2 separate regions of the Homo sapiens genome follow, and region 2 is linked to region 1. Evidence: chromatin contacts called from ENCODE Hi-C or POLR2A ChIA-PET data. All regions are on one chromosome and are shown on one strand. Each heading gives the region's core, a stretch centred on a gene start or an enhancer-like site at or near the end of the contact. The rest is flanking DNA. Distances are from core to core; before and after follow the strand shown.

Region 1 (4,194 bases), core at 1,073-3,572:
CATTAACTTCTCTGGGGCTAGCTCTGTTAGACAACTACTACTAACAGCCTCCAGTGCTGGAGGACCAACTGGTAAGGGATCTGGGTAGAAGACACCTATGTTTTTGAGTATCAGTGACCTAGGTGGTTCGTAAGTTCCCCTCGGCCATGGATGACCAAGGACCATCAAACTATTGAGAACCCCTGTGTTACCTCCTCCTCCCTCTGAGTCTCAGCTAGGACTTATACTGACCTCGGTGAAGTCGGCTGTTGTCCATTGCAGGGAGGGTGTTGCGTCTGGGGATGGTGGCAGCGACAGATCTGCTATTTTCACTGATTGGCGGTCTCTGCTGAGGACTGCCCCATCGAGGTGTTTCTGCCTGACTTGGCTTGGGGGGGCGGGGTGGGGGAGCTATGGCTGAGTCCCCAGGAGTGGCCACTGTCATGGCATTGTGGTTTTTGTCCAGAGTGAATGTCCTAGGGATCTGGTAGGCTGAGAGTGGGGTGGCCGGAACATCCATATTGTCTACCAGGAGGTCCCCGAACTCCCTGCACAGGGTGTTGCTGGGCGTCTTGAAGGTGTACACATCCTCATTATCTGTCTCGGAGCCTGTGAGGCTGCCCTTGGTGTGGCCATGGGAGGCCAGGCTGCGGGGGAGGTCGTAGGTACTGTCTCTGAATTCTGTATTGTGCCGGCTCGGCTTGGGAAGGCTATAGAAGCCATGGACTTGACCACTGATCCCGTTGACACAGTGTCCATTGCCCTGGGCAAGTTTTTGTACAGCTGTGTCACTCCTCATGAGAAAAGAGGCTCTGGTGCCCTGAGAGAAGCTGGCACTCCTAAAAGAGAAAGAAGGGAAAGGGCAGGAGGGTGAGACAATTACTAGCTGTGTGACCTTGAGGCAAAGCACTTTCTCTTTCTATACTTTGGTTTAGGCATCTGTAAAATGGTGACTAAAAGCATATTTTGAAGGTTGTTCAGACTCTAGTATATGAATGTTTAAACAATGTTAGACTTCATCCGTCCCCCATCTCCAAATGGCAGTTAATAGCAGGGGTTATAACCCCCACTCCCTGAACAAGTATCAATAAGCCAGATGGATTGCCTATTTGTTCACTGTTTTAAGTACCGCAGAATATGCACATTCGAACACAAATGTTGTGAGACAGTGGAAAGAACCTTTAAGTTGATGACAGGAAACAGCAAACAAGTCATTTTACCTCTCTGAGTCTATTCTGCCACTGTGAAACTAGCCCATGGGTATTGATGTTGTAAGTTGAAAAGAATTATTTGGGTCAGGTGCAGTGTGCAGTGGCTCATGACTGTAATCCCTGCACTTTGGGAGGCTGAGGTGGGAGGTTCACTTGAGGCCAGGAGTTCAAGACCAGCCTGGGAACACAATAAGACTCCATTGCCACCAAAAAAAAAAAAAAAAGAACTAGCTGGGCAGGGTGCTGCACACCTGTAGTCCTAGCTTCTGGTGAGGCTAAGGGAGGAGGATCGCTTGAACCCAGAAGTTCGAAGTTAGAGTGAGCTATGATCGCACCACTGCATTCCAGTCTAGTAAACAGAATGAGACCCTGTTTCAAAAAAACACACGCCCCAACACAAACAAACAACAAACTATTCAAACGTAAGCTCTAGATTTATTTTCTACCATGATTTATGGTTGGTTAAGAGGCATTTTGAGGGGAAAGATCTCTTTCCAGAGACCTAGAAATCTATATGAAGAATGGTTTCCTGTTTGGGAACTATATATAGAAAAAGTTTTGATTAGTACATTTTTAAATTTAGGTTTTGGGCAATAAGGCAAGCAGTAAAAAGAGAAGAGAAACAAGAGGGGAGACTTGTGTTAGGTTCCAGTACTGCTACTGATACGTGCTGTGTGTATCACCAAGCCTCCTCTCTCAGGTGGGACCTAGTACGTCACAATGATTTCTAAGGGCCCATCTGGCCCCGATGCTCTACAAGCCCTTCGTTTCACAAGAGTGGTTTTCAAACTAGATTCCAGGTTCTCTGTAAGTGCTTTGGGAAATTGGAGGGTGAGGTTCTGAGCAAGCAGGGATTTAGGTCTGCTTCTTTAGCTTGTGTATGATTCTTCATAGGATTTCACTTGGGGAAAAAAAGAATCAATCCTTTGTAGCAGGGATTCTAAGCCTTTTGGAGGCTATAGGAGTTTTTAAGATTCTGGTCAAAAGCTCTTGGAGTGTCTCATCAGAAAAGGCAAATCTCGTATACATATAAACTTGTTGGGGCTGTAATACATAATAGCCCTCTGAGGCCAATCCCTGGACCTTTTGCCTTATAGAAGCTCTCTCAGCTCCTGAGGAGTTTGTTATTTACAGATGTGGCCACCAGATGGTGTTAGAAAATAGGGGCCAGAGCTTAGAAAGAGGAAACAGGTGTGTAAAGCCAGGCTTCCTCTCATGTAAACTGTACCCACCATGATGGCTAGGAATTCCAGGTCAGTCTCCAAACCTTCACTGATGCTCCTCCTTGGGCCTCTGCACTCCTCCTCCCTTTCTGTTCCATTCCAGACACATAACCAAGCCAACAGCCATGGGCTTGGATGATTGAACATCTAGGCTTTAGATAATGTAGTGCTTAGGGAAGAGGACGGGGGTGGCGGGGGGAGCGAATGGTAGACATAAGGTGTTAATGTTGTATGCATTTTTTTGGTGCCTTTCATTTTGCTTTTTTTGGAATTTCCAACTCTCTGTTGGATGCTCCCATCTGGATTTGTTCATTTTACATTTACTGATGTCCTAATTTCCATCTGGGCCAGGCAAAAGGGATACAGAGATGCCACCTGCCCAGTGAGGGGTGGTCTGGGAATGTCACAGTAGGGCAGGAGATGACATGGATGCAAATCATTACAGTCAAGTAGGGGTGAGTATGTAGCTGCTGACAGTTGGTATCAGCCCTTGCTGGGGGTGGTGGTAGACAATGTCAGGGAAGCCTCCTTCAGAGATGTTTTATCTTGAGTGAGTCTGGAAGGATGAGCCACAACTGGCCAGGCAGAAGGCAGGAGAAGGGAAATGGTGTTCTAGTTGAAGGCTCAAAGATGTAGAACACAACCTGGCAAGTTCTAGAAACTCGAAGCTGCTCAGGCTGCAGCAAGCACATTAGAAGGCAGGGCTGAGAGAAGACACTGGAGGCCAGGCCAGGACTAAAGGGAACGGGGAGCCTCTGAAGGATTTCAAGGTGGGGATGGGGTTGCAAGAGCATCACAGGCACCCTGCAATAACCTTCAACATACTCAAGAATGAACTCATCATCTTCCTCTGGAACTCTTCTCCTCCTGCCTCTCTTATTTTGGGAATGGCAACAGTTACTCAAGCCAGAAACCTGGGAGTCACCCACATTATGATTTCTGCCCAGGGCCTCTCTGATCCTTCCATCCTACTAATATTTACTTTCCTAACTTCCCAGTGTAAACATTTTCAACACCGCCTCAATGCTTCAGGATTAAGCCCAAACTCCTAGGTTTATCCCAACTCATCTCACCAATCTTTTCTCTTTAGTTCCCTTTTCCACTCTAGGATCCAAACCAAACTTTGCAGTGTTCCCTGTGTGCCCCAGTTAGTCAAGCATTGGGCTTTGCTGCATTGTTGGGCTGTGTCTGGAAGGCTTCTTACCTCAATCTGGCAAGTTCCTACTCCATTTATCCTTCAAACTCATCTCAGAAGACACATTTTTTAAGGCCATTCTTACATCCTCTACCTCTAAGCATTGCTTAACTTAATCACTTGCTTAACTTTGTTCTTGGAGCAGGTAGCAAGTGTTACCTATATTAGGCACCATTACTACTTATCTCTGCCAACAGACTGTGATTTCCTTGAGGAAAGAAACTGTGTCTTACTCATTTTTCTCTCCTTAGCACCTAGGTTAATGCTTGTTGCATTATAAATAATGAATAAACGTTTGTTGTAAGTAAGCAAATGAATAAACAAACGTATGTTGCTGCTATCCCTTTTCCTGGGCTTGGCCCAAACCTTCTGATCAGCAGATCAAAGCCCTTCCTCTGTAGAACCCACTAGCTTACGTTCCAACTTCCCTCTACCCCGGCATCCTCCTGTCTCGCTCACAGAACTACTCACTCATCCCTAAACATGTCCTGTGTAGTCTAAACTTCAGCCCTGGTCTTGCATTACTCACCTCCCTGTGGAACGCTTCCTTGATACATCAACACCTTACACAAAGTCCACAAGAAGC
Region 2 (4,194 bases), core at 530-3,029, 150 kb after region 1:
CTACTCTCATGACTCAATTTTCCCAAAGGCCCCATCTCCAAATTCTATCACACTGGGGATCAGAATTTCAATACATGGTTTTGGGGGGACACAAACATTGAGTCGGTAGCAGGGAGTACAGGGGACCGGCATGTTGACCAGGCAAGTTTAACTCACTTTATTTTGAAGAACGTGGTAGCAGCAGAAAAGCCTATTATGCTTTGGAGACAAGTGGACTCAGCTTTATATGGTCCTGGGCTAGTTTCTTAACTTGAGCTTGTTTCTGGCTGACATGAGAATATTATCTATCGCACAGTATTGTAGCAAAGATTAAATGAGATGCAATCGGCTCATACCTGCAAAGTTTACTTACTACGTAGTTAAGTACACAATAAAATTTACACTTCACTCTCTCTCCTACTTTCTTATTTTCCCTCCACCCTGCCAGAGATAAGGAGGATGAATCTGCTTCAGACAAAAAGCAAGTACTGAATAACTGGATACTTGTTTTACTATCCAGCACTGCTTCCCTTTCTCATGGAGGAAATTGCTTTCCACGAGATGCAAACATGATTCTGAGCGAAGCTGTCACTCATCCCTCTCCACACCTACCACGTGAGTGTCAGGTGAGGCACAGGTAGCTCTAGTCTGACTACCGTAGTTTCCAATTCCCTGGCCATAATGGCTCAGTCCAGGGGTAGAATTATGGCCCCAACTGTCAGTATCCTTCCCTAGGATTTTAAATTTGGAGTTCTAAAAGTAAGGACCTTGCCTTTTAGGTTACAGAGATGAGAGGACTGAGGGTTGCCAGTGATCTCCTTTCTTATCACCTATAGACAGCTTGCCTACAGGAAAAAAGAAAGCCAAACACAGACAAGCAGTATGAGATACAATGAGCGCCCTTGGGCCATTAAAATATGATTGTGTGCCCAAGGTCGCCTGGTATCTAGAAAATTTTCTTCCATTTTCTGAGCTTCCTTATTATCATACCATTACATTTCTATTTCTTGCTTAAATTTACCTGAGTTGGTTTTTGTCATTAGCAATTCCAAAAGTCCTTAAAACATGAATTTATATTTTATGTCAGACTTTTCTGCAAGGTGCTTTACAGTCAAGATCCCATTCAATTCTCATAGCAACCCTGATGTGAAGGCATTGGTTCTCTCTTTCTCCCTTCACCCTGACTGCATATCTGTGATGGTGTGAACTTCTTTGTAAGCCTAGGATCAGAGTACAGGATTCATAGTCACTTTTTTCTTTTTGTTCTTTTGTTTTGTTTCTTTGAAACAGGAGTCTTAATGCTCAGGCTTGTCTTGAACTCCTGGCCTCAAGCAATCCTCCTGCCTCCATCTCCCAAGTAGTTGGGATTATAACCACGAGCCACTGTGCCCCATAGACACTTCTTATATTTAACCAAATCATATGGCAGAATAGAGGCCTTATATCCACTTACCATACCAACTAGAATACACTCAGACTATACCTGCTTAGATCACATGCCCAATCCAAAATAATCATGGTGGCTGAGGGAATGCAATGTGCTAACTAGCCAAACCTGAAGCTTAGGATAGATGGAGCCAGCTTCCCCAGAATCACACAGATGTCTGAACACAAATTAAGGTGTTGCAAGGAAGGAGAAAGGAGATGAATTTAAGAGAAGCAATCAATAAGTGTTCGTTACATACAAGGAAAATTGGAATCAAGTTATTAAGATCATCCAGCTCTCTGAACCATCTGATCAGTAACTCCTCCTGTTCACATTACTTCCTGTTGTGACCTCACGCTTCTTCAGACTAATTTAAGACTGTGGTTCTCCAGAGGCTTCAGCTATTCTCCACAGAGAAGCTAGCTGATTTGTCATGACTTCTAATCACTCATCCTGAGTACCAAATTGAAATGCTGATTTGGCAAGATTATTAAAAGATCTCAAGGCACTTTCCAGAACATAAAAGACTTGGTTAAAAGTAAGTATCTCTTGAGTCAATTAAAATGTCCTTGGCTGTCTTTCTTGCCTTGGTTTCCTCCTTAGTAAGTGTAAATTCAAAATAACAGGGAAATAGATAAGGTAAAGCTTCTTTTTAGGAAAGGGTTTTCTCACACAGTTGACCGACAAGACAGATTTCCTACTGGCTGGACTGATAACAGTGAGCAAATGGGTCCTGATACCTTCACCATCCTATGATTTTCAACAAGCTACTATATTTCATTAATTCAAATTCAGTTCTATTTTAACATCAAAATCAGAATGTTTCCTACTGTTGAGAGTGTCTTACAGTTAAGCTGCAGTCAGGACACAGCTGTCATTGCCTGCACAAGAGTGTACTTGGTTGTCATGTCTGTCATTGTGACTGAACAAATACAACCCTGAACAAATAAATCAAGGGCCATTTTAAGGAGAAACATGAATTTCAGTAGTTGTGAGACTTTTTGCTAAGATCTTCTAGTAAGACCAAGAAAGTGCCAAAGTTGAAACTTGCAAAATACGTGTCAGTAACCTGAAAGAAAAATTTGAAGACAATGTTGAATCATTTTTAAGAAATGTTGCACCATCAATACTCTTGATGGCATGCAGGGCAGTTATTATGTAGGCAAATATGGACAATGAATTAAAAAGTGATTGAAAGCTAGAATTGATTATGAAGTAGTTTTAGAAATTTCTTTACCAATGTTTCATTTATACTTTTCTTTTTTGTGTATGCAAGAGAGTGCCGGACTATAAATCCATGTCCGCATAAGTCTACAAGCACTCTTTCAATAAGGTATTTATTCCCCTGCTTAGTGGAATATAAAATAATTGTGAATGACATTGAATGAGAACTTTTTTTTTTTTTGAGACGAAGTCTCGCTCTGTCGCCAGGCTGAAATGCAGTGGTGTGATCTCAGCTCACTGCAACCTCCGCCTCCCGGGTTCAAGTGATTCTGCCTCAGCCTCCCAAGTAGCTGGGACTACAGGTGCGTGCCACCATGCCCAGCTAATTTTTGTATTTTTAGTAGAGACAGGGGTTTCACCACGTTGGCCAGGATGGTCTCAATCTCTTGACCGCGTGATCCGCCTGCCTCGGCCTCCCAAAGTGCTGGGATTACAGGAATGAGAACATTTCTAAGGCCTCATTTGAAAATTGGGATGACAAAGACTCCCTAATAGCTGTAGAATAAAATGCAAATAAAACACAGCATTCAAAGGCCTCTATAACATTGCCTAAATCTACATTTTCCACTCTTGTCTCCTATCACACTTCCAAGTCCACTACACACTGTGAAATTAAATAATTCAAACTGAAAGCTATTGGAACTTTAAATTATTCGGAGCCTTGGGAGGAATGTGGCTATGCAGCCTGAGTCACATGTCATGCAGCTGCAACTTCTGCCCCCATTCCCCACCCCCAAACCCCCCACCCCGTAATTAAGACCAAATGGCGCCAGAGATAAGACCATCTCAGAACGTTGTCCCTCCTCATGGAGTAATCTTCCTTGGAATGTAGGAATCTGTAACCAGTCAAATCACTGTAACGTATGCACTGGTCTTGTATGGGAAATGTTGTAATCCTGTTAAAATTTCTGTGTCTCTGCCTATGTAAGTGAAACCTTATCTTCTCTACTTTGAAACTCTGACCCCATTCATTTGGAGTCAGTGTCTCCCAGGTGGCCATACTTAAGCTTTGTACTCAAATAGACTCTACTTAATCGTATTTTCTGAATCTCACTATTTAAGGTTGACAATACCAAATTATACACATTATTCCTTGAAGATCACCTGCTCCTTTTCACTTCTGTGCCTTTAAGTTGTTTCTTCCACTGAAAATGTCCCATCTCCCATCCATCTCATTTACTAGAAGGTGGTCTTGAATAGCTTCTTTAATCTCTCAATTCCTCACTTTTCTTATCTTTGAAATGGGAATCTAACTTTAGGTTTGATTTGAGGATTTAATGAGCTAATACATATAAAGCACTTAACACAGACTCCAACTAACCTGTGGTCAAGCAGTATTTATCTGTGTCTTGAGAGATGAGTCTCAAAAAAGTAGTGAACTAGCCAAGGGCACACAGCTTATTTAACAGCTAAGGCAGAGTAAGAACTTAGACCTCCTCACTCCCAGTACAGAGCTGTCTTTAGATTTAAGAAATGGCTCTTCCTCCTCCCACCTGCTACAGCCAAATACTGCTAGACTGGTAAAAAAGGTTCTTCTTTTATTTCCCTAGAAGCCTGTTTCTCCC

What was found. A loop is a pair of places that touch in the nucleus more often than their neighbours do. ChIA-PET counts read pairs that join two places held with the same protein, here RNA polymerase II (POLR2A). Pooled maps may share reads with other maps.
Region 2: a pooled map shows a loop between it and region 1 (2.3-fold over the local background). The contact joins two enhancer-like sites. A Hi-C loop is called at or near these places in 1 of 168 maps with a recorded cell type or tissue (Caco-2) and 2 of 50 pooled maps. POLR2A ChIA-PET finds 5 or more read pairs at or near these places in 5 of 52 experiments (Caco-2, GM10248, H1 and 2 more).

What each region holds. Positions count from the first base shown.
Region 1 is chr11:78,226,234-78,230,427 of GRCh38, forward strand. GAB2 (GRB2 associated binding protein 2) reads right to left here. Exons shown (of 10, transcript NM_080491.3): 4 at 232-818. It also overlaps a transcript of USP35 not described here. Among named protein-coding and RNA genes, the nearest start is that of USP35, 39 kb to the left of the region's middle. Within about 2 kb of position 2,323, at least 3 of the 41 ENCODE cell types and tissues checked have a DNase peak (open chromatin) inside an H3K27ac peak, as active enhancers do.
Region 2 is chr11:78,377,417-78,381,610 of GRCh38, forward strand. The region is part of intron 1 of GAB2 (GRB2 associated binding protein 2); the gene reads right to left. Among named protein-coding and RNA genes, the nearest start is that of GAB2, 38 kb to the right of the region's middle. Within about 2 kb of position 1,780, at least 3 of the 41 ENCODE cell types and tissues checked have a DNase peak (open chromatin) inside an H3K27ac peak, as active enhancers do.